Linked DNA regions of Homo sapiens: all the other regions are linked to region 3. The links are chromatin loops, found by intact Hi-C in ENCODE. Cell type or tissue: CD4-positive, alpha-beta T cell. All regions are shown on one strand.

What was found. Peaks named below come from ENCODE experiments on the same cell type or tissue, not always from the same donor. Only the 100,000 strongest peaks of a DNase experiment are listed, where the experiment ranks them.
Region 1: a loop joins it to region 3, with 10 times the contacts of the local background. A loop is called at or near these places in 3 of 110 quality-filtered maps.
Region 2: a loop joins it to region 3, with 4 times the contacts of the local background. A loop is called at or near these places in 6 of 110 quality-filtered maps.

What each region holds. Positions count from the first base shown.
Region 1 is chrX:383,976-391,975 of GRCh38, reverse strand. It overlaps PPP2R3B (protein phosphatase 2 regulatory subunit B''beta), which reads left to right and starts at 5,069. Exons shown (of 13, transcript NM_013239.5): 1 at 5,069-5,608. The coding sequence starts at 5,285. In CD4-positive, alpha-beta T cell, no CTCF peak of the experiment used is centred here; DNase peaks (open chromatin) are centred at 4,695 and 5,595; H3K4me3 peaks cover 1,842 bases; H3K27ac peaks cover 1,040 bases.
Region 2 is chrX:1,204,703-1,212,702 of GRCh38, reverse strand. It overlaps CRLF2 (cytokine receptor like factor 2), which reads left to right and starts at 54. Exons shown (of 8, transcript NM_022148.4): 1 at 54-147; 2 at 3,795-3,897; 3 at 6,104-6,270. The coding sequence starts at 69. RefSeq lists enhancers at 6,494-7,341, 7,004-7,507, 7,342-8,000. In CD4-positive, alpha-beta T cell, no CTCF peak of the experiment used is centred here; DNase peaks (open chromatin) are centred at 4,062, 4,502 and 6,612; H3K4me3 peaks cover 3,054 bases; H3K27ac peaks cover 1,059 bases.
Region 3 is chrX:1,387,831-1,395,830 of GRCh38, reverse strand. It overlaps SLC25A6 (solute carrier family 25 member 6), which reads left to right and starts at 3,718. Exons shown (of 4, transcript NM_001636.4): 1 at 3,718-3,932; 2 at 6,104-6,590. The coding sequence starts at 3,822. LOC124900597 (serine/arginine repetitive matrix protein 1-like) reads right to left here and starts at 3,823. Exons shown (of 5, transcript XM_011546186.2): 1 at 3,600-3,823; 2 at 3,068-3,489; 3 at 283-701. The coding sequence starts at 3,823. RefSeq lists enhancers at 3,218-3,820, 3,264-3,858, 3,859-4,454. In CD4-positive, alpha-beta T cell, a CTCF peak has its summit at 3,803; DNase peaks (open chromatin) are centred at 3,570, 4,130, 5,081, 6,387 and 1 weaker place; H3K4me3 peaks cover 2,748 bases; H3K27ac peaks cover 1,281 bases.

The DNA.
Region 1 (8,000 bases), 1.0 Mb after region 3:
TCCACTTACGTTTTATTTTGCCAAGCAGGTGGCAGCGGGCGCCGCTCGGGACAAAAGGGGCGATGTGTGAAGGGTTTTTGGTTTCTGGAAGATGGATGAGGACACAGCCTCAAGGAGTTATGAAGAGGCAGGAAAACCTCTACAGCAAATGTTCCATCCTCTCCTTTGCCGGTTTTGGACGAGGTATCTGTGAGAGTTCCTGGCCTCTTACTGCCACAGTTACGGTGGTTTCTTTTTTTGGGAGGGAGTCTCGCTCTGTCACCCAGGCTGGAGTACAGCAGCGCGATCTCGGCTCACTGCAACCTCCGCCTCCACCGGGTTCAAGCGATTCTCCTGCCTCAGCCTCCCCAGTAGCTGGGATGACAGGTGCACGCCACCACATCTGGCTAATTTTTGGATTTTTAGTACAGATGGGGCTTCACCATATTGGCCAGGCTGGTCTCGAACTCCTGACCTTGTGATCCGCCCACCTCGGCCTCCCAAAGTGCTGGGATTATAGGAGTGAGCCACCACTCCCGGCCCACGGTTAGAGTCTAAACTGTGCACGCTGCCTGGAGTCCCCACCTCTCCTCACCTGAAATATGCACTCGGAAATGTGTTTCCAAAACCTGCAGAATGCAGACCCACACTACTTTCCTATTTATTTATTCATTTTGAGACAGAGTCTCGCTCTGTCGCCAGGCTGGAGTACAGGGGCATGATCTCTGTTCACTGCAAGCTCCGCCTCCCGGGTTCAAGTGATTCTCCTGCCTCAGCCTCCCGAGTTGCTAGGGTTACAGGTGCCCGCCACCACGCCCAGCTAATATTTGTATTTTTAGTAGAGACGGGGTTTCACCACGTTGGCCAGGCTGGTTTCGATCTCTTGACCTCGTGATCCACCCCTGTCGGCCTCCCAAAGTGCTGGGATGACACTGTGCTCGGCTGGGTTTTTTGTTTTTTTTTGTTTGTTTGTTTTGTTTGTTTGTTTTAAGTCATCGTGCGGAATGCAAGCGGCAGATATAAACTTGATCCCTCTTTGACCTCTCACTGCACGCACCTAGCTGGGAGCTTTGGGTCGGCGCAGGACCAGGGAGATCCTACTTGCCAGGTGCTTCCTCTGAGGCATCTCCAGGTCTGGAGCTTTAGTGTTCGATCAACCACCCAGGTCTGCGGGGCGAAGGCCGACTGAGATCCAGAGCATGTCATACAGTGGGTGAGTTTGCATTTCTGAGCAGCTGCAGGTGGGGCAGAGGCTGCAGAGGCTGTGGCCACACAGGAGACCCGGGCTCAGGTGGATGAAGGAAGGAGCTTCTCTCCCTCTACAACCGTTGTGGCTCCCTCCTTCCTCACCTCCCTGGGAAGCGCTGACCCAGCTCTTTGTTCCTGGACCTACATCCCACAGAGGAGCAGAGTCTTCCGGAATCTTCCTCGCTACTCTTCCCTCCCCATTCTCGCTTTTTATTTTATTTTTATTTTTATTTTTTCGAGAGGGAGTCTCGCTCTGCTGTCCAGGCTGGAGTGCAATGCTGTGATCTCGGCTCACTGCAACGTCTGTCTCCTGGGTTCAAGTGATTCTTCTGCCTCAGTCTCCCAAGTAGCTGGGATTACAGGCACCCGCCATCATGCCCAGCTAATTTTTCTATTTTTGTAAAGACGGGGTTTCACCATGTTGGCCAGGCTGGTCTCGAACTCCTGACCTCAGGTGATCTGCCTGCCTCAGCTTCCCAAAGTGCTGGGATGACAGGTGTGAGCCACCACGTCTGGCTAATTTTTGTATTTTTGTAGAGACGGGGTTTCAGCATGTTGGTCAGGCTGGTCTCGAACTCCTGACCTCAGGTGATCCTCCCACCTCAGCTTCCCAAAGTGCTGGGATAACAGGTGTGAGCCACGATATCTGGCTGCTTTTTAAAATTTAATGCTTTTAGGGACAGAGTCTTTCATTCCTGCCTCGGCTGGAGAGCGGTGGTGAGATCTCGGCTCACTGAAGCCTCAACCTCCCAGGCTCAAACGATCCTCCTACCTCAGCCTCCCGAGTAGCTGGGACCACAGGCACACGCCAGGATGCTCAGCTAATTTTTAAATATTCTCTAGAGATGGGGCTCGCCATGTTGCCAAGGCTGGTCTTGACCTCCTGGGCTTAAACAATCCTCCTGCCTCGGCCTCCCAAAGTGCTGGGATGACAGGTGTGAGCCACCATGCCTGGCTAATTTTTGTATTTTTGTAGAGACGGGGTTTCACCATGTTGGCCAGGCTGGTCTCGAACTCCTGACCTCAGGTGATCCACCACCTCGGCCTCCCAAAGTGCTGGGATGACAGGTGTGAGCCACCGTGCCTGGCTAATTTTTGTATTTTTGTAGAGACGGGGGTTTCACCATGTTGGCCAGGCTGGTCTTGAACCCCTGACCTCAGGTGATCCACCGTCTCGGCCTCCCAAAGTGCTGGGATGACAGGCATGAGCCACTGCAATCTCCCGGCCTGCCCTCACCTTTCTCTCCCCAGGACAATTCTGGTGGCCACCCACCACCCCTGCAAGACGGACAGACCCGAATGGGCAGGGCGTCCATCCGGCTGTGGAGCAGCTTGGATAATTGCAGCTGGCCACATCCCAGCAAACTCTGCAACACCTCAGGCCCTGCCAGCCTTGGGGGCCCGACAGCACCTCTTTGTTCTCCCAGAGCAAAGCCTGCACGGAGTGGGCCCCCGGGCCCCAGCGCAGACTGAAGGCGCATTCTGTTTCTGCCCTGAGTTGATTTCTGTCCTGTTGGCCCTGGGCCTCACTACACTGTGCCCCAGTAACCTGGCAGAGAAAGGCCTCTTGTGCAGGCATTCAAAGGAAACCCTTTCCCCTCAAAACTGCAGTGATGCTTCCAACAGTGACTCGCAGCTCATCGAAACACCCAGAATGAAAAGCACGTTTGTTCCTTGAAAAGACGTCTGTGTCCGATACATACTCAAACAGAGAACTGTATTAATATATTCACTTCCCTCCAGAAATCACAGCATCGCACACACACACAAACGGTTGCTTCCCAATTAGGAAAAATAACTTCACAGAATTCCTGCGTGATGGCGCTCTTCTGACCAAGTACACTCGGATTTTTATATCCAATCACGAAACACAAACTGAAATTCAAATCATTATGTACACAACACAAAACTATCGTTTATGAGTGATTTAAATCGGGTGCGGTGGCTCACGCCTGTAATCCCAACGCTTTGGGAGGCAGAGACAGAGGCAAAGGCAGGAAGATTGCTTGAGGCCAGGAGTGTGAGACCAGCAACACCTCGTCTCTATAAACAATAAAATTAAAAATGAGCCAGGCATGGTGGCGCATGCCTGTTGTCCCAGCTGCTTGGAAGGCTGAGGTGGGAGGATCGCTTGAGCCAGGAGATCAAGGCTGCACTCAGCTAAGATCGCAGCCTGGGTGACGGAGCAAAACCCTGTCTCATACGAACAAAAAGAGTTATTTAGGCCGGGCGTGGTAGCTCACGCCTGTAATCCCAGCACTTTGGGAGGCCGAGGCGGGTGGATCACTTGAGGTCAGGAGTTCGAGACCATCCTGGCTAATACGGTGAAACCCTGTCTCTACCAAAAATACAAAAATTAGCCAGGCGTGGTGGCGGGCGCCTGTAATCCCAGCTACTCGGGAGGCTGAGGCAGGAGGATCCCTTGAACCCGGGAGGCGGAGGTTACAGTGAGCTGAGATCTTGCCATCGCACTCCAGCCTGGGCGACAGAGCGAGACTCCAACTCAAAAAAAAAATAAAACTAAAAAAAGAGTTATTTTTTTTTTTTTTGAGACAAAGTCTGGCTCTGTCGCCCAGGCTGGAGTGCAATGGTGTGATCTCAGCTCACTGCAACCTCCACCTCCTGGGTTCAAGCAATTCTCCCGCCACAGCCTCCCGAGTAGCTGGGACTACAGGCACACGCTACTATGCCCGGCTAATTTTTCTATTTTTAGTAGAGATGGTGGGGGCGGTTTCACTATGCTGGCCAGGCTGGTCTCGAACTCCTGACTTCGTGATCTGCCCGCTTCAGCCTCCCAAAGTGCCGGGATTACAGACTTGAGCCACCGCGCCCGGCCAAGGGTTACTTATTGAGTCTGGCTCGATTTATGCAGCTCAGAAGTAGGAGAACCTGGCTCATAAAAGACCTTGAAATTACTCTCTAACAGGGTGCAACACCAGGTGAAACCCTATTTTGATAAAAAATGAATAAAAAGCGGGGCAAGATGTAAAGGAAACAGGTGCATGTGTGCCAGACAGATGATAATGCAGTGTTTTTATGGATACTGTTAAAAGCAGAAACAAAAACGACCATTGGGTAAAGTTATTTAACTAATGTCACCTCCCTGGACGTGGATGATTTTTGCAATTTTCAACGCACTTCACGCTCATCCCTGAACACCAACGTTTAAAGGGGTCCAACTCCTCCAACCTGTCTCTACTGTTTGATAAGCAAAGCTAAAGTAAACGGGGCCCTTTGGGTCCCAGGTAGCCCGCTGTTATTGAAAAGTTTGATCTTTTCCTCGCGCGCTCCCGTAGGACGCACGCTCGCTCCCGAGCTCGGCGGGCGCGCACCCCGCATGCTCGCTCGTTCCCGGTGCCTCCCACTGCGCAGGCGCACTCCCGTCCTCCAGCCCCACCCGCTCACACACCTCCCAGCCTCTGGCTTGCGCCCCGCGGGCAGCCATTGCGCACGCTCACCCGACCGGCCTCCCGAACTCCGCTCCTCCACCGCTATGCACGGCGCATGCTCCATGCGGAGGTTCCACCCTCTCCTCGCTCTGGCAGGCACGCATTGCGCATGCTCGCATTTCCGCAGCTCTAGGACTGCCACGCCGCCATGGGCCGCGCCTCTAAAAATCCTAAACGCAGAAAGAGCTCGGGCGGTACGGCCGCCACAGCCCCTCCCTCGTCCTCACCGCAGCCGCTCGGCCCCACCAAAGCCTCCTGCAAAAGCTCCGAGGGCCGCGGGGCGCGCGTGGCTAGCGGCGGCGTCGCCTCGTGATGACATCGTCGCGATGACGCGACGCAGTGACGTGAACGCGGGCGCCCTTGTTTGGGAGCGCGGCCGGCGCGCCCGTTTTGAAGCTGCCCTGAGCAGCGCGGGCCGGACCGCGCCCCCTCCTCGGTCCCCGCGCCCCGCGAGTCCGCGCAGTTCCCGAGGCGCGGGCCCTGTTCCCTGCGCCGCGCCCCCTCAGCGGGCCGTGCTCGCATCACCGAGGTCGGTCCGGGGCGGACCGAAGCCCCCGGGGCGGGGCGGGGCGCGGGCGTCCGGGGGCGCCGCGGGCCCAGCCCCCGCCATGCCGCCCGGCAAAGTGCTGCAGCCGGTCCTGAAGATGAAGGTGGACGAGCTGTTCCTGTACTGGCTCAGCGAGGCCAGCACGCAGCGGATGCTGCAGGACTGCCTGCGCCGGATCAAGGCGCCCGGGCGGGACCAGCCGACCCCGGGGGACGGGGAGCAGCCCGGGGCCTGGCCCACAGCCCCGCTCGCCGCCCCCCGGCCCAGCGGGCTCGAACCCCCGGGAACCCCCGGGCCGGGCCCTGCGCTGCCCCTGGGCGCCGCCTCCAGCCCCAGGAACGCGCCCCACGTTCGAGGCACCCGTAGATCCGCAGGGACGAGAGTAGTAAGTTACTCTTCCTTCTGCTAACAACTGCGCAGGTGGCTCTGGTCGCATAGTGGGCGTGTGGCTGCGCGATGGAGGCTGGTGGGCGAGCGTCAGACCCCAAAACGGTTTCATATTGAGTCTGTTCCCCGCCCCGACCCCCCCCACCACACACATACAGACAAGAAAGTCCCACGTACTGAACATTCCGTCATTGACAGTTGTTAACCTAAAAATCACACAATTTATAAAGGTAGAAAGGCTTCCTATTTTATTTTATTTTATTATTTTAATTTGTTTTAATTTTGAGACAGAGTTTTGCTCTGTTGCCCAGGCTGGAGTACGATGGCGCGATCTTGGCTCACTGCAACCTCTGCCTCCCAGGTTCAAGCGATTCTCCTGCCTCAGGCTCCCGAGGAGCTGGGACTTACAGGCACGTGCCACCACGCCTGGCTGATGTTGTATTTTTAGTAGAGACTGGGTTTCCCCCATGTGGGCCAGGCTGGTCTCGAACTCCTGACCTCAAGTGATCCTCCCGCCTTGGCCTCCCAAAGTGCTGGGATTTCAGACGTGAGTCACTGCGCCTGGTCCGTTTTTTATTTATTTTACAATTCTTTGGAGACAGGGTCTTGCTCTGTCTCCTAGGCTGGAGTGCAGTGGCGCAAACACAGTTGGACTTCCTGCCTCAGCCTCCCCAGTAGCTGGGATTACAGGCGTGCACCATCACGCCAGGCTAATTTTTGTTTATTTATTTATTTATTTATTTTTGCAGAGACGAGGTCTTGCTATGTTACCTAGAGTGCTCTGGAATTCCTGGGTCCAAGCAATCCTCCCGCTTCGGCCTCCCAAAATCCCACTGTATTTCTTAGAAGAAACGCCATTTATTTCATAGAAGGTGATTATACACCGCAGGTGAGAAGCGCAGCCTCTGGCTAATGTACCTGTAATCTCAGCTACCCGGGAGGCTGAGGCAGGAGAATCACTGGAACCCAGGAGGCAGAGGCTGCACTCCAGCCTGGGCACCAGAGCAAGACTCCATCTCAAAAAAAAAAAAAAAAAAAAAAAAAAGAAAACTAAAAACAAGCACTTGGAGGGAAGAAAAGATGAGACGGGAATTTATGCTGAGTGGGTTGGCCAAGTGTATATATTCAAGAAGTTATAGGAAGAGCTATGGATATTCACCAAGGGTGTCCTGACGCATGGGTATTGAACAAACATGCATGTTACCTACTCCCGAGTTCACCTTGGAGCGGAGACTTAACATTTAAATGCATTATGGTTAGGCCCCCTAGGTCAAAAGGTGAAGCAACTCTGCAGCCTCTGTCAACCGGCCAGAACCAGTCCGTGGTGAGTAGTTACCAGGATAAAGTGATTGCAATCAGTTTTTTTTTTTTTTTTTTTTTTTTGAGACAGATTCTCACTCTCACCCAGGCTGAGATGCAATGGTGCAATCTCAGCTCACTGCAACCTCCGCCTCCCGGGTTCAAGCGATTCTCCTCCCTCAGCCTCCCGAGTAGCTGTGATTACAGGCGCACACCACCACCCCCGGCTAATTTTTGTATTTTTAGTAGAGGCAGGCTTTCACCTTGTTGGCTAGACTGGTCTCAAACTCCTGACCTCAGGTGATCCACCCGCCTCAGCCTCTCAAAGTGCTGGGATGACAGGCGTGAGCCACCACACCTGGCCTGGAATCAGTCTTTTCCCAGTCAAAGCTGTAGTTACGGCTGGTGGAACAGAGGGGTCTGTTCATCAGGATCTGACAGGAAGCTGCAGGTGTTTTAATATTGTTTATATTGGTCAGGCATGGTGACTCACGCCTGTGATTCCAGCATTTGGGAGTTGGAGGCAGGCAGATCACTTGAGTTCAGGAGTTCGAGACCAGCCTGGGCAACATGGCGAAACCCCATCTCTGCTAAAAATACACAAATTAGCCAGGCGTGGTGGCGCACCTGAAGTCTCAGCTACTCAGGAGGCTGAGGCAGGAGAAATGCTTGAAGCTGGGAGTCGGAGATTACTGTGAGCTGAGATTGCACCACTGCTCACCAGCCTGAGCAACAGAGGAAGGCCCTGTCTCAAAAAAAAAAAAAAAGTATATATATATATATAGAGAGAGAGAGAGAGAGAGAGTCTTCTTGCGTGCGCGAGCTTGAGGCCAAGATAAGCAATAGAGAAAAAGAAAAACATCCTTTATTTACTTCTTGAATCTCAAAAACGAGTTTCTGCAGAGGTCTCTAGTGAATAACCTAAAAGGACATTTAGCTGCTGGAGAAAAAGAAATGCTTTGGCAGTTGGAACTGTAGTTTATTCTTTAAGTGTAGGCGGTGTGTGACTTAACCCTCACCTCAGGTGGCCCTTGGTCTTGTTTGCCACAGAGTCTGTTCTGTCAGTCTTACGATGTTGATTTTAACCTTTT
Region 2 (8,000 bases), 180 kb after region 3:
TTATGAGTCATGAGTGATCTGTTCGTTGTAGGTCCCTGAGGACCTCACTCTCCACTCCTGTTTCAGGCATGGGGCGGCTGGTTCTGCTGTGGGGAGCTGCCGTCTTTCTGCTGGGAGGCTGGATGGCTTTGGGGCAAGGAGGAGCAGGTAATTATTTAAACACCCTCTTCTTGTTGTATTTTGGTTTGTGGTTTGCTTTGCAACCAGGCACTCTTTATTTTGTAAAACTTAAACAATGAGCATGGAGGTTTCTTTCTTCTTTTCTTTTTTTTTTTTTTTTTTTTCCGGGTTCAAGCAATTCTCCTGCCTCAGCTTCTCAAGTAGCTGGGACAAAACATATTTATAAGTAAATACATGAATATTAAGTATACTTATTGCTCCCGGAATATCCACTGCTTATATGAGCTTTCGGTGGCCAGAACTAGGAACTGTATGTGTGCGTGTGTGTGTCTATCTATTGATTGATTGATTGGTAGATATATTCATTTTTAATCTATCCATCAATGTATCTCATCTATCTTTTCCCATTAATCACCCATCCATCCACTATCCATCCATCTATTATTCATTGATCCATCCACTAATATATCCATCCACCCATCTATCAAACGATTCATCCACTCATACATTCACCCACCCATCAACCCACCCAGCCATCCGTCCACCCAACCTTTCATTCACTCATCCATCCATCCACCATCCACCCAGCTGTTATCTATCCATCCTCCCATCCACCCATCTATCATCCATCCATCCATCCATCCACCCATCCACCCATCCATCCACCAATACATCCATCCATCCATCCACCCATCCACCCATCCATCTACCAATACATCCATCCATCCATGCATTCACCCACACTTTTATCCACTTATCCATCCATCCATCCATCCACCCATCCATCCACCAATACATCCATCTATCCATGCATTCACCCACACTTTTATCCACTTATCCATCCATCCATCCATCCATCCACCCATCCACCCATCCATCCACCAATACATCCATCCATCCATGCATTCACCCACACTTTTATCCACTTATCCATCCATCCATCCATCCACCCATCCATCCACCAATACATCCATCTATCCATGCATTCACCCACACTTTTATCCACTTATCCATCCATCCATCCATCCACCCATCCATCCACCAATACATCCATCTATCCATGCATTCACCCACACTTTTATCCACTTATCCATCCATCCATCCATCCATCCACCCATCCACCCATCCATCCACCAATACATCCATCTATCCATGCATTCACCCACACTTTTATCCACTTATCCATCCATCCATCCATCCATCCATCCATCCATCCATCCATCCACCCATCCACCCATCCACCCACCAATACATCCATCTATCCATGCATTCACCCACACTTTTATCCACTTATCCATCCATCCATCCATCCATCCATCCATCCACCCATCCATCCACCCACCCACCCATCCATGTACACATCTACGTATCCATCTATCCATGCATCCATCCATCCATCCATCCATCCATCCATTCACCTATGTATCTGTTCATCCATTTATTTATCCACTGACTCACTCATCCACCCACCCATCCTTTCATCCACTTATCCATCTATCCATCCATCCACCAACACATCCATCCACCCACCCATCAAACCATCCATCCACCTATGCATTCACCCACACTTTCATCCACTCATCCATCCATCCATCCACCCATCCATGTACACATCTATGTATCCATCTATCCATGCATCCATCCACCCATCCACCCATTCACCTGTGTATCTGTTCATCCATTTATTCATCCATCCACTCACCCATCCACCCACCCATCCACTTGTCTTCCACCTATACACCCACCTGTCCATTGATTCATCCATCTACCTACCCATCCCTATCTATCTGTGTCTGTCTGTCTAACTATTTCTATCATCATCTATATAATTCTATCTATCTAACATTACCATTTATCTATCTATCTGTATCTATCTATCCTCCAGATACCTCCACTTAGAACCCAACATGACAAGGTTCACTGTACCCCATCTTTCCAAACCTGTAACTGACTTCTTTGACAGTGAGAGACTTGGCCGGGCGCTGTGGCTCATGCCTGTAATCCCAGCACTTTGGGAGGCCGAGGTGGGCGGATCACAAGGTCAGGAGATGGAGACCATCCTGGCTAACACGGTGAAACCCCGTCTGTACTAATACAAAAAATCAGCCGGGCATGGTGGCAGGTGCCTGTAGTCCCAGCTACTTGGGAGGCTGAGGCAGGAGAATGGCATGAACCCGGGAGGCAAAGCTTGCAGTGAGCCGGGATCGCACCACTGCACTCCAGCGTGGGCGACAGAGCGAGACTCTGTCTCAAAATAAAAAAAAGAGACTTGGCTTTCATTATGCAAAATATCATTACATGTTTGCTCAATTCTAAAATATTTCCATTGTCCCTGTTCGGAATTACAAACCCAGACCTCTTGAAACATCAAACCTACTGAAGTCTATGCAACCTTCCTAGCAAACGTAGAAAGTCTTCTTTACGGTTGGCCCATTTCTTTTCTTTTCTTTTCTTTTCTTTTCTTTTCTTTTTTTTTTTTGATAGGGAGTCTTGCTGTGTCACCCAGGCTGGAGTGCAGTGACACGATCTCGGTTCACTACAACCTCTGCCTCCTGAGTTCAAGCCATTCTCCTGCCTCAGCCTCCCAGGTAGCTGGGATTACAGGTACCCACCACCATGTCCAGCTCATTTTTTTGTGTTTTTAGTAGAGACGGGGTTTCACCATGTTGGCCAGGCTGGTCTCGAACTCCTGACCTCGGGTGATCCACCCGCCTCGGCCTCCCAGTGTTAAGATTACAGACGTGAGCCGCTGCACCTGGCCAGTCCATTTCTGAAGTTGGTGTGTGTGGTGTTTTGAGAAAGACAGTAAGGTGGATCGATGGGGACAGTTTCCGATGCCACCTTAGGTATCCACAGGGGATGTGTTGTTGGATACATGATTGATCTATACAGATACATCTGTGCATGGCACTAGTGGGTGAACTTACCTTTTGCAAAAACAAAAACAAAAGCAGCCGGGCGCGGTGGCTCACGCCTGCAATCTCAGCACTTTAGGTGGATGAGGCGGGCGGATCACGAGGTCAGGAGATCGAGACCATCCTGGCTAACACAGTGAAACCCCATCTCTACTAAAAGTACAAAAAATTATCCAGGCATGGTGGCGGGCACCTGTAGCCCCAGCTACTCGGGAGGCTGAGGCAGGAGAATGGCGTGAACCCGGGAGGCGGAGCTTGCAGTGAGCCGAGATTGCGCCACTGCAGTCCAGCCTGGGTGACAGAGTGAGAGTCTGTCTCACACAATACACTACACTACACTACACTACACTACACTACACTACACTACACTACAATACAATGCAATACAATGCAATACAATACGTCAGGCGCGGTGGCTCACGCCTGTAATCCCAGTACTTTGGGAGGCCGAGGCGGGTGGATCATGAGGTCAGGAGATCGAGACCATCCTGGCTAACACGGTGAAACCCCGTCTCTACTAAAAATACAAAAAATTAGCCAGGTGTGGTGACAGGTGCCTGTAATCCCGGCTACTCGGGAGGCTGAGGCAGGGGAATCGCTTGAACCCGGGAGGCGGAGGTTGCAGTGAGCCGAGATCGTGCCATTGTACTCCAGCCTGGGCAACAGAGTGAGACTCTGTCTCAAAAAGAAAAATAAATTTAAAAAAATAAAAAAATAGAGTTGCCTCACCGTGAACTTCATGCGTCTCTCTGTGTCTAGCAGAAGGAGTACAGATTCAGATCATCTACTTCAATTTAGAAACCGTGCAGGTGACATGGAATGCCAGCAAATACTCCAGGACCAACCTGACTTTCCACTACAGGTAAGTGGCCCCCAGAAAGCGAACCCCACGCCCAGGGGGCTCAAAATCGCTCTTCTGAGCCGTCAGCGATTGGGAATGCTTGAGAACAAAAGTGTAAAGCATCAGACTGTGCAAGCCGGAATGTTTGTTCTGTGAAACCCTCAGCCCTCACCACAACCACAATCTCATTGCCCCAAACCTTCTTGCCAAGGGATGGCTGACTCACTGTCAAAATCAACTACATTCTTTTTTTTGTTTGTTTTTATTTTGAGTCGGAGTCTCACTCCGTTGCCACGCTGGAGTGCAGTGGCGCAATCTCGGCTCACTGCAACCTCTGCCTCCCGGGTTCAAGCCATTCCCCTGCCTCAGCCTCCCGAGTAGCTGGGATTACAGGCACCTGCCACCATGCCTAGCTAATTTTTGTATTTTTAGTAGAGATGGTGATTCACCATATTGGTCAGGCCGGTTTCAAACTCCTGACCTCATGTGATCCACCTGCCTCAGCCTCCCAAAGTGCTGGGATGACAGGCGTGAGCCACGGCATCCGGACTGAAAATCACCTAGATTCTTCACGGGAGATTAACAGAGAGTTTTGTTCACCCAGAGCTCTGGGTGAACTTTAAGTCTTATCTGCTAGGCAGCCGGGGAGGGAAAGACTCAGTCTCTGAAACATTTCACAGCCTTACCCGGGGCTACCCCCAACCCTGTGTCTCCCTGATGTGACTTTATTTTTATTTTTACTTTGGCTTAGTTAGACACCCAGAAGTATGCGTACGAACATTGCAGGAAGGGTTTTTCCAATAAATTTAATCATGGGTGGATGATTCTTCAGTTTGATAACAAAAGAGATAAACGGCAAAGCGTACAGAACAGGGAAATTTTAAAACGAAGTTATTTGGAAAATAAGACTCACCGTTGGGAGACCGAGGTGGGTGGATCATCTGAGATCAGGAGTTCCAGACCATCCTGGCCAACATGGTGAAACCCCAACTCTACTAAAAATACAAAAACTAGCCGGGCGTGGCGGCAGGTGCCTGTAATCCCAGCTACTCAGGAGGCTGAGGCAAGAGAATCGCTTCAACCTGGGAGACGGAGTTCACGGTGAGCCGAGATTGCACTCCAGCCTGGCCGACAGAGCGAGACTGTCTCAAAAACAAAACAAAACAAAACAAAAACCTCACAAAAAGAAAAAAAAAAGTGCTGGATTTTGCACGTAGTTGCAGAATTCAGCTCAGTTTCTTCCTCTGTAAAAGGGGCAGTTCTTGGGGGGGGTGTTGGCTCATGCCTGTTATCCCAGCACTTTGGGAGGCTGAGGGGGGGGGGGGTGGATCACCTGAGGTCAGGAGTTCAAGACCAGCCTGGCCAACATGGTGAAACCTCGTCTCTACTAAAAATACAAAAAAATTAGCCGGGCGCGGGGGCGTGCGCCTGTAATCCCAGCAACTTGGGAGGCTGAGGCAGGAGAATCGCTTGAATCCGGGAGGCAGAGGTTGCAGTGGGCCGAGATCACGCCATTGCACTCCAGCCTGGGCAACAAGAACAAAACTCTGTTTCAAAAAACAAACGAACAAATAAAAAAACGGCCGGGCGCGGTGGCTCACGCCTGTAATCCCAGCACTCTGGGAGGCCGAGGCGGGTGGATCACCTGAGGTCAGGAGATCGAGACCAGCCTGGTCAACATGGCGAAATCCCATCTCTATTAAAAACACAAAAATTAGCTGGGGGTGGTGGTGCGTGCCCGTAATCCCAGCTACTCAGGAGGCAGAGGCAGGAGAATCGCTTGAACCCGGGAGGCAGAGATTGCAATGAGCCGAGATCGTGCCACTGCACTCCAGCCTCAGGGACAGAGCGAGACACCATCTTAAAAAAAAAAAAAAAAAAAAAGCCGGTGTGGTAGCTCACACCTCTCATTCCAGCAGTTTGGGAGGCCAAGGTGTATGGATCACCTGAGGTCAGGAGTTCCAGACCAGCCTGGCCCCAACATGGTGAAACCCTGTCTCCAGTAAAACTACAAAAATTAGCTGTATATGGTGGCAGGTGCCTGTAATCCCAGCTACTCAGGAGGCTGAGACAGGAGAATTGCTTGAACCCGGGAGGCAGAGGTTGCAGTGAGCTGAGATCGCGCCATTGCACTCCAACCTGGGCGACAAGAGCAAGACCCCATCTCTAAATAAATAAGACATGCTTTTTTGTTTTGTTGCTGAATGGTCATCGTTTTAAACCACAGATTCAACGGTGATGAGGCCTATGACCAGTGCACCAACTACCTTCTCCAGGAAGGTCACACTTCGGGGTGCCTCCTAGACGCAGAGCAGCGAGACGACATTCTCTATTTCTCCATCAGGAATGGGACGCACCCCGTTTTCACCGCAAGTCGCTGGATGGTTTATTACCGTAAGTATTGTAAAGCCAGCTCACCATGCTTTTCAGTACTTCCTTCAGCTTATTACCACAAGGACTGAAAACCAAGCTCATGCAAATCGCCGGATCCATGATTACCGTTAACTATTGAGAAGCAAGCTCACCATGCCTTTCAGTACTTCCTGCAGCTTATTACTGTAAGTAACGAAAAACCAAGCTCCAGCCAGTCGCGGGATCAATGATTCCCGTAACTATTGAAAAGGAAGCTCAGCATAGTTTTCAGTACTTCCTTCAGCTTATTACCGTAAGTACTGAAAAGCTCACGTAAATCGTCGGATCCATGATTACCGTAATAATTGAAAAGCAAGCTCAGCACGCTTTTCACTACTTCCTTCAGCTGATTACCGTAAGTACCGAAAAGCAATCTCATGATAGTCGCTGGATCAATGATTACCGTAACCACTGAAAAGCAACCCAGCCTACTTTTCGCTACTTCCTTCAGGTTATTACCATAAGTACTGAAAAGCTCATGCAAATTACCGGATCCATGATTACCATAACTATTGAAAAGCAAGCTCACCATGCTTTTCGTACTTCCTTCAGCTTATTACCATAAGTACTGATAAAGCAAGCTCATGCAAGTCACTGGATCAGTGATTACCGTAGCTATTGAAAAGCAAGCTCACCATGCTTTTCAGTACTTCCTTCAGCTTATTACCATAAGTACTGAAAAGCAAGCTCTAGCAAGTCGCAGGATCAGATTCCCGTAACTATTGAAAAGCAGCCCAGCATCCTTTTCACTACTTCCTTCAGCTTATTGCCATAAATAAAAAAGCTCATGCAAATAACCGGATCCATGATTACCGTAACTATTGAAAAGCAAGCTCAACATGCTTTTCAGTATTTCCTTCAGCTTATTACCATAAGTACTGAAAAGCAAGCTCTCGCAAGTCGCGGGATCAATGATTACCATAACAATTGAAAAGCAAGCTCAGCATGCTTTTCAGTACTTCCTTCAGCTGATTATCATAAGTACCGAAAAGCAAGCTCTCGCAAGTCGCGGGATCAATGATTACCGTAACGATTGAAAAGCAATCCCAGCACACTTTTCAGTACCCCTTCATCTCCTTACCTTCAGTTACTTTCAGTTAAGTTCTGAAAATCAAGCTCATGGACCATTGGCCACTAGAGCCCGGTGCCCAGCTCCTCACTCCAAGTGGGAAGAAACCGGCCTTCCAGGAAGTTCCCTCTTACACGCACACTGGTTGGGGATTGAATCTGCCCCCAGTGGGGAGACCAGATGACCCCGGGAGACTGTGATTTAAGGGAATGAATTAAAGGCGGGGCGCGGTGGCTCACGCCTGTAATCCCAGCACTATGGGAGGCCAAGGCGGGCGGATCACTTGAGGTCTGGAGTTCGAGACCAGCCTCACCAACATGGTGAAACCCCATCTCTACAAACAAACAAACAAACAAAAAATTAGCCGGGCTGGTGGCGCATGCCTGTAATCCTAGCTGTTCGGGAGGCTGAGGCAGGGAAATTGCTTGAACCTGGGAGGCAGAGGCTGCAGTGAGCCACGTTGGTGCCACTGCACTCCAGCCTGGGCGATTTATAAATTCATTATTTAAAAATAAATAAGGCCCAGGGTGGTGGCTTACCCCTGTAATCCCGGTACTTTGGGAGACCAAGGCGGGCGGATCACTTGAGGTCTGGAGTTCGAGACCAGCCTTGCCAACGTGGTGAAACCCCGTCTCTATTAAAA
Region 3 (8,000 bases):
ATCCACCCATTATCCATCCATCCATCCATCATCCATCCATCTATACATTATCCATCCATCTATCCATTATCCATCCATCCATCCATTATCCATCCATCCATCCATTATCCATCCACCCACCCATTACCCATCCAATTATCCATCCATTCCAGAAGCATTTGCCGATCGAGCACATCCATCCATCCACCCACCCATTCATTATCCATCCATCCATCATCCATCCATCCATCCATCTATCCATTATCCATCTATCCATTATCCATCCATCCGTTATCCACTCACCCATCCATCCATCCATCCCAGAAGCATTTGCCAAGCACATCCTGGGAGCCAGGCCCAAGCAGGCGGGCATCCTCCTGGCTCTGAGAGGAGCTTGAGCAGAGCCCACAGACAGCACCACCCTGCTGGCGGGTCACCAAGCCACCAAGCCAGTGCAGGCTGAAGGCTGAGCACACAGAGCACCGGTCTCAGTGTCTGGACATGGTTAGCCGTCCCCACCCGCATGGAAGGAAACTTCTTCTCTCCCCTAAGACAGGCTTTGCAGACTTGGAAAGGGAACGCCGTGTTGCAGGGCTCAGGCCTGGAGCCCCGGCCAGAGCAGATGCGAGCCAGCCTCATCTGGAAATAGCAGCTCTGGTCCCGGCCTCGCTGAGGCACTGAAAACCAGCACCAGGGCCCCGTCCAGCCCGGCCTCGCTGAGGCTGGGAAACAAACACAGGTCTGTAAGGCGCAGCTCCCCAGCAAACTCCCCACCCCTGCCCAGCACCCACAGCGCTCCTGGCCTCTGTCCTCTATTCCAGGACCCCTGTAGCGAGCCTGGCTTGGTCCTGGGTCCTCAGGGGACACTGTCCACCCCCGCTGCCCTGGCAGAGCCTCAGGAATGTGCTTGGTCTCCACAGCCCTCCCCACAGCAATGTCCCAAGGTTAGACCTACCCATGCCTCAGTGACTTCTGAGACACCCGTCCCGCCGCCCAGCAGCCACTCCAGCCTCCAGAGCTGGCCCCAACCTCCAGCCCCAGGCTGAGCCGCCCTCCCCAGAGGTCAGGAAAAGCCTCAGGCAGGGCTCACAGCTGCACCCAGGAGTCACCCAGGGTGACCCCGCTCTCTGGGGCGGGTCACTCCTGCCCACCCACAGCCGGGGACTGTCATTTTCTCAGTACACAAAGGAGAGAAAGGAAAAACAAGAGCGAGAAAGACACAGGGAGAGAAAAGGAAGAGAGAAGGAAAGAAAAAAGAAAGACACAGGGAAAGAAGAGGAAAGAAAAGAAGGGAGGAAGGAGGGAGAGTGGGAGGAGAGGGAAAGAAAGGGAGAGACAGGGAAAGGCAGGAAAGGGAGAGATGGGGAAAGGCAGGAAAGAGAGAGGCAGGGAAAGGCAGGAAAGAAAGGGAGAGACAGGGAAAGGCAGGAAACGCAAGGAAGCAATGGGAAGGGAAAGAAGTGAAAAGGAAGGCGGGGAGGGAGGGACGGGAGAAAGGGAGGAAAAGAGCAAAGGAGACAGGGAGACAGGAAAGAAAAAGGGGAGGGAGGCAAACGGGGAACGGGAGAAAAAGAAAGGAAGGGAGAGGGAATGATGGAGAAAAACAGGAGGGAGGGAGGAGAGAAGAAAAAGGAAAAGGAGGGAGGAGAGAGGAAAGAGGCAGGGAGGTAGGATAGAAAAAGACGGAGGAGAGAAGAAAAAAGAAAAGGAGGCGGGACGCAGTGGCGCACGACTGTAATCCAGCACTTTGGGAGGCCGAGGTGGGCGGATCACCTGAGGTCAGGAGTTCAAGACCAGCCTGGCCAACATGGTGAAACGCCATCTGTCCTTAAAAAAAAAAATAGCCGGGTGGGGTGGCTGGCACCTGTAATCCCAGCTACTTGGGAAGTTGAGGCACAAGAATCTCTAGAACCTGAGAGGCAGAGGTTGCAGTGAGCTGAGATCACGCCACTGCACTCCAGCCTCGGTGACAGAACAAGTCTCCATCTCAAAAAAAAAAAAGGAAAACAGGGAGAAAGGGAGAAACAGAGAGGAAGGAAAGAACAAGACAGGAAAGAATAAAAGGAAGAAGAAAAAGAGAGGCAAAGGGAGAGAGGAAAAATGAAAAAAAAATTAAAAAATGGAAAAGAGACAGCTAGGCGTGGTGGCTCACACACCTGTCATCCCAGCACTTTGGGAAGCCGAAGTGGGCGGATCCCCTGAAGTCCGGAGTTCGAGACCAGCCTGACCAACATGGCGAAACCCCGTCTCTACTAAAAATATAAAATTAGCTGGGCGCGGTGGCGCATGCCTGTCATTCCAGCTACTTGGGAGGCTGAGGCAGGAGAATCGCTTGAACCCGGGAGGCGGAGCTTGCACTCCAGCTTGGGCAACAAGAGCGAAACTCTGTCTCAAAAGAAAAAAAAAACGGAAAAGAGAGAGGGGAGAAAGGGACGAGAGGAAGGGAGACAGGAAATAAAGAGGAAAAGGAAAAGAGAGGGAAGGAGGGAAAGGCAGAAAAGGGAGGAAGGGAAGGAAAGAGGAAAAGGGAAGGAGAGACGGAAAGAGGGAGAAAAAAGAGGGAGGGAGCAAAGAAAAAACAGAGGAAGGGCGGAGGGAGAAAAGCAGAAAAAGGAAGGAAAAAAATGAAAAAGAGGGAAGAAACGTAGCAAGAAAGGAAGGAGAAAGGGAGAGAGAAATGAAAGAAAAAGGGAGGGAGGGAAACGAAGGCAGAGACGGAAAGACGGAGAAAAAGGAGGGAGGCGGGAAAGCAGCAAAAAGCAAAGGCAAGCAGGGAAGGAAGAGACGGGGAGAAAAGGGCGGGCGGGAGAGAGCCGGGAAGGGAGAGGAGGCGGGAGGAGGGAGGAGGGAGGCGGGAGGGAGGGAGGAGGGAGGCGGGAGGGAGGGAGGGAGGGAGGGAGGAAGGGCGGAGTGGGAGGTCGCGAAGGAGGACCCCGGCCGCAGCCCCCGCCGGGCAGACACGGGCACAGACACGGGGAAATAGGGGAGCCCGGGCGGGTGGGCGCGGCCCACGGAACCCCCAGCCCCGGCGCGGAGGGCACCGCGGGGTCAAAGAACGGAGGCCCAGAGAGATCCCCCCCCCACCAACCTAGGCCGGGCGCGGAGGGCGGCGCGGAGTCACGGATCGGCAGCGGGACTGAGCCGCGCCCACGTGGAAGCCGCCGCAGGCTTCGCGCGGGGCCCCCCGGGTGCACGCGGGCAGGGGCCGGGGTCTCCCGACGCACGACCCCGGAGAGTGTTGAAAGGGTCGGAGCTGCCCGGAGGTCAAGGGTCAAGGGTCGGGGGTCGGGGCACCACATGTCGCACATCCCGGCGGGGTCGCCGCGGCCTCCGGGAGAAAGCGGACGACGCACTCGGAGCGAACTGGGCATCAGGGTGGGCTTCTGACTCCGCAGCTGCCCTCCCGCCCGCTCGGGTACTGGCAGCGGCCTGACCTTCACAAGGTCAAGGCTGCCGCGGAACCCCCAGCGGCCCCTACGGCGCATGGGCGGGGCCTGGCTCCCGGCATACCTAGGGGTGCGGGGCGGGACGTCTCCGGGGAGCGCAGCCAATGGGCGCGGTTCGCTGGAGTGCGGGGCGGGACGCAGCGGGATTCCCGGCAGCCCTCAGAGGCGAGGCACGCAGGCTGGTGTGGGGCGGGGCCTGGCGGCGCAGCCAATGAGCGCGGCGCGAGGAGGCGCGGGGGCGGAGAGTGGGCGTGGCGTCGGCGTCTTAGCGGCTGCGCGGTGGCTGCTCCGTCCTTTCGGTCCAGGCGGCGGCAGGGCTGAGCCAGCGACGCCCTCCATTCACTCTCCGCGCCCGTTCTCCGGCTGTCCTCCCGTTCCGCTGCCCGCCCTGCCACCATGACGGAACAGGCCATCTCCTTCGCCAAAGACTTCTTGGCCGGAGGCATCGCCGCCGCCATCTCCAAGACGGCCGTGGCTCCGATCGAGCGGGTCAAGCTGCTGCTGCAGGTGGGGACGCGGGCGCGGCCGCTCCGGGGACTAGGGGACGGGAACCGAGTGGCCGGGTCGGGCGGGGACGTGGGCAGCAGAGCCTTGCAGGCGGGCGCCGGAAGTGGAAGGCCGCGATCGCTTTGTCCACGCGCCGCCGGCTTCCGGGGGCCGCGTCACGTGACCGCTGCTGCAGGGCGTGGCGACGTCCACGCGTGCGCACTGGGCCCGGCGGGCGGGGGGAAATGCGGCACGGATTGGAGGGCGCATGCGCGCTGAGCAGGGCCCATGGACGGACCCTGCGGCTGGCGGGCCTTGACCTTGAGCTCAATCCTGCGGGTCCCCCGGCTGGGACCAACCCTTCCGGTGGATGCCTGGCAGGTGTCTGCTCTTGCTCCCTCCACCGTGAAGGGTAATTCTAAGGCCAATAGGGCAACGAGCCTGCCCGCAGGTGTCCTGGAATAACCAGGATATGGTTATTGGTGGTTCTTACCCCCTTCTTAGCTCATTTGTGCAATTCTGATCCAGAGCAATGCATTTTTTGTCTTTTGGGAGAGGCTTATAGAAAGTAGCATGATGCCTAGGAACATTGCCGCCAGGACGTCCTTGCTAACGTTGTACTCCGAGTGACAGCTCGGTGATGGGAATGAATAGGCTTGGCTGCAAGGACAGGTCACGCCCGCGATCCCAGCGCTTTTGAGAGGCCCGGGGAGTATTGCTTGAGGCCAGGAGTTTGAGAGCAGCCGGGGCCACACAGCAAGACCTCACCTCAAAAAAAATTATTTTAACTTAACGAAGCAGGACGTCCCAGTGCATTGAGAGGCCCGGAGAGGATCGCGTGAGCTCAGGAGTTTGAGACCAGCCTGGGCAACAGAGCAAGACCGCATCTCTAAGATAATTTTTTAAACCTAGTACAGGGTGGCGTGTCCCGGGAGTTTGAGACCAGCCAGGACAACATAGCAAGACCCCATCTCTAAGAAAATTTTTAAAACTTAGCAGGCGGGGTGTCCCCGCACTTTGAGAGGCCCAGGGAGGATCGCCTGAGCTCAGGAGTTTGAGACCAGCCAGGGCAACATAGCAAGACCCCGTCTCTAAGAAAAAGTTTTAAACTTAGCAGGGCGGGGTGTCCCAGCACTCGGAGAGGCCCAGGGAGGATCGTTTGAGCCCAGGAGTTTGAGACCAGCCAGGGCAACGTAGCAAGACCCCGTCTCTAAGAAAATTTTTTAAACTTAGCAGGGCGGGGTGTCCCAGCACTTGGAGAGGCCCAGGGAGGATCGTTTGAGACCAGCCAGAGTAACATAGCAAGACCCCACATCTTAAAAAAACCTTTTTTTTTTTTTTTGAGATGGAGTCTCTCCCTGTCGCCCAGGCTGGAGTGCAGTGGCACGATCTCGGCTCACTGTAGCCTCCGCCTCCTGGGTTCACGCCATTCTGCCTCAGCCTCCCTAGCAGGCACCTGCCACCACACCTTGCTAATGTTCTGTATTTTTAGTAGAGACAGGGTTTCACCGTGTTAGGATGCTCTTGATCTCCTGACGTCGTGATCCACCCACCTCAGCCTCCCAAAGTGCTGAGATTACAGGCATGAGCCACTGTGCCCGGCTTAAAAAATTTTTTTAAACTTAGCAGGGCGGGATGTCCCAGCGCTTCAAGAGGCCCAGGGAGGATCACCTGAGCTCAGGAGTTTGAGAGCAGCTTGGTCATCGTAGCAAGACTCCATCTCTAAAAGTAATTTTTCAACTTAGTGGAGCTTGATGGTTGTGCATCTGTAGACCCGGGTACTCGGGAGACTGAGGCGGGAGGATGGCTTAATCCAGGAGTTGGAGGCTGCAGTGAGGTGAGATCGCACCACTACACTCAAACCCGGGTAACAGCATGAGACCTTGTCTTTTTAAAAAAAGAAAGAGCCGGGTGCGGTGGCTCACGAGGTCAGCAGATCGAGACCATCCTGACTAACATGGTGGAACGCTCGTCTCTACTAAATAAGCAAAAAAATTAGCCGGGCGTGGTGGTGGGCGCCTATAGTCCCAGCTACTCGGGAGGCTGAGACAGGAGAATCACTTGATCACCCCATTGCACTCCAGCTTGGGCAACAAGAGTGACTTGTGTCAAAAAAAGGATGCACCCTGTAGCTGGGATGTTTCTGGGTGGTTGGCCCTGGGTCTGGTCTGAACACCCTCTGCGTCCCCCAGGTCCAGCACGCCAGCAAGCAGATCGCCGCCGACAAGCAGTACAAGGGCATCGTGGACTGCATTGTCCGCATCCCCAAGGAGCAGGGCGTGCTGTCCTTCTGGAGGGGCAACCTTGCCAACGTCATTCGCTACTTCCCCACTCAAGCCCTCAACTTCGCCTTCAAGGATAAGTACAAGCAGATCTTCCTGGGGGGCGTGGACAAGCACACGCAGTTCTGGAGGTACTTTGCGGGCAACCTGGCCTCCGGCGGTGCGGCCGGCGCGACCTCCCTCTGCTTCGTGTACCCGCTGGATTTCGCCAGAACCCGCCTGGCAGCGGACGTGGGAAAGTCAGGCACAGAGCGCGAGTTCCGAGGCCTGGGAGACTGCCTGGTGAAGATCACCAAGTCCGACGGCATCCGGGGCCTGTACCAGGGCTTCAGTGTCTCCGTGCAGGGCATCATCATCTACCGGGCGGCCTACTTCGGCGTGTACGATACGGCCAAGGGTACGTGTGGCTGCCATCGCGAAGTCCCAGAGACGGGCTCAACACACAGACGTTCCCCCAGGGTCCTGTGGGCTGAAGGTCTGAGATAAGGTGTGGGCAGGGCTGGTTCCTCCTGCGGCCTCTCTCCTGGACTTGGAGACGCCGTCTTCTCCCTGTGCCCTCACAGCATCATCCCTCTGTGTGTGTCTGTGTCCTCATCCTCTCTTCTTATGGGATGTCTTAATCCATTTCAGGCTGCTATCACAGAATACCATAGACTGGGTGACTATAAACAACAGACATTGATTTTCCTACAGTCCTGGAGGCTGGAGGTCTGAGATCCAGGTGTGGGCAGGGCTGGTTCCTCCTGCGGCCTCTCTCCTAGGCTTGTAGATGCCGTCTTCTCCCTGTGCCCTCACGGGGTCGTCCCTCTGTGTGTGTCTGTGTCCTCATCTCCTCTTGTTATGAGATGTCTTAATCCATTTCAGGCTGCTATCACAGAATACCATAGACTGGGTGGATTGTAAACAGCAGACATTGATTCTCCCACAGTCCTGCAGGCTGAAGGTCTGAGACCAAGGCATGGGCAGGGCTGGTTCCTCCTGAGGCCTCTCTCCTGGGCTTGGAGATGCTGTCTTCTCAGGCTTTTTCCTGTGTGTGTGTCTGTGTCCTCATCTCTTGTTATGAGATGTCTTAGTCCATTTCAGGCTGCCATCCCAGAACACCATAGACTGGGTGACTTAGAAACAACAGACATTGATTCTCCCACAGTCCTGGAGGCTGGAAGTCTGAGATCCAGGTGTGGGCAGGGCTGGTTCCTCCTGAGGCCTCTCTCCTGGGCTTGGAGACTCCGTCTTCCCTGTGTCCTCACAGGGTCGTCCCTCTGTGTGTGTCTGTGTCCTCGTGTCCTCTTCTGATGAGATGTCTTAGTCCATTTGAGGCTGCTATCACAGAATACCATAGAGTGGGTGGACTGTAAACAACAGACATTGATTCTTCCATAATCCTGGAGTCTGGAAGTCTGAGATCAAGGTGTGGGGCAGGGCTGGTTCCTCCTGAGGCCTCTCTCCTGGGCTTGTAGACGCCGTCTTCTCCCTGTGTCCTCACAGGGTCATCCCTCTGTGTGTGTCTGTGTCCTTATCTGCTCTTCTTATGAGGTGTCTTAGTCCATTTCAGGCTCCTAAAACAATACTATAGACTGGGTGGCTTATAAACAGCAGACATTGATTCTCCCGGAGTCCTGGAGGCTGGAAGTCTGACATCAAGGAGTGGGCAGGGCTGGTTCCTTCTGAGGCCTCTCTTTTTGGCTTGTAGACACCGTCTTCTCCCTGTGTCCTCACAGGGTCATCCCTCCGTGTGTCTGTGTCCTCATCTCTTTTTAGAAGGACACTGGGGTCGTAGGATCAGGGCCCACCCTACTGGCCTCCTTTA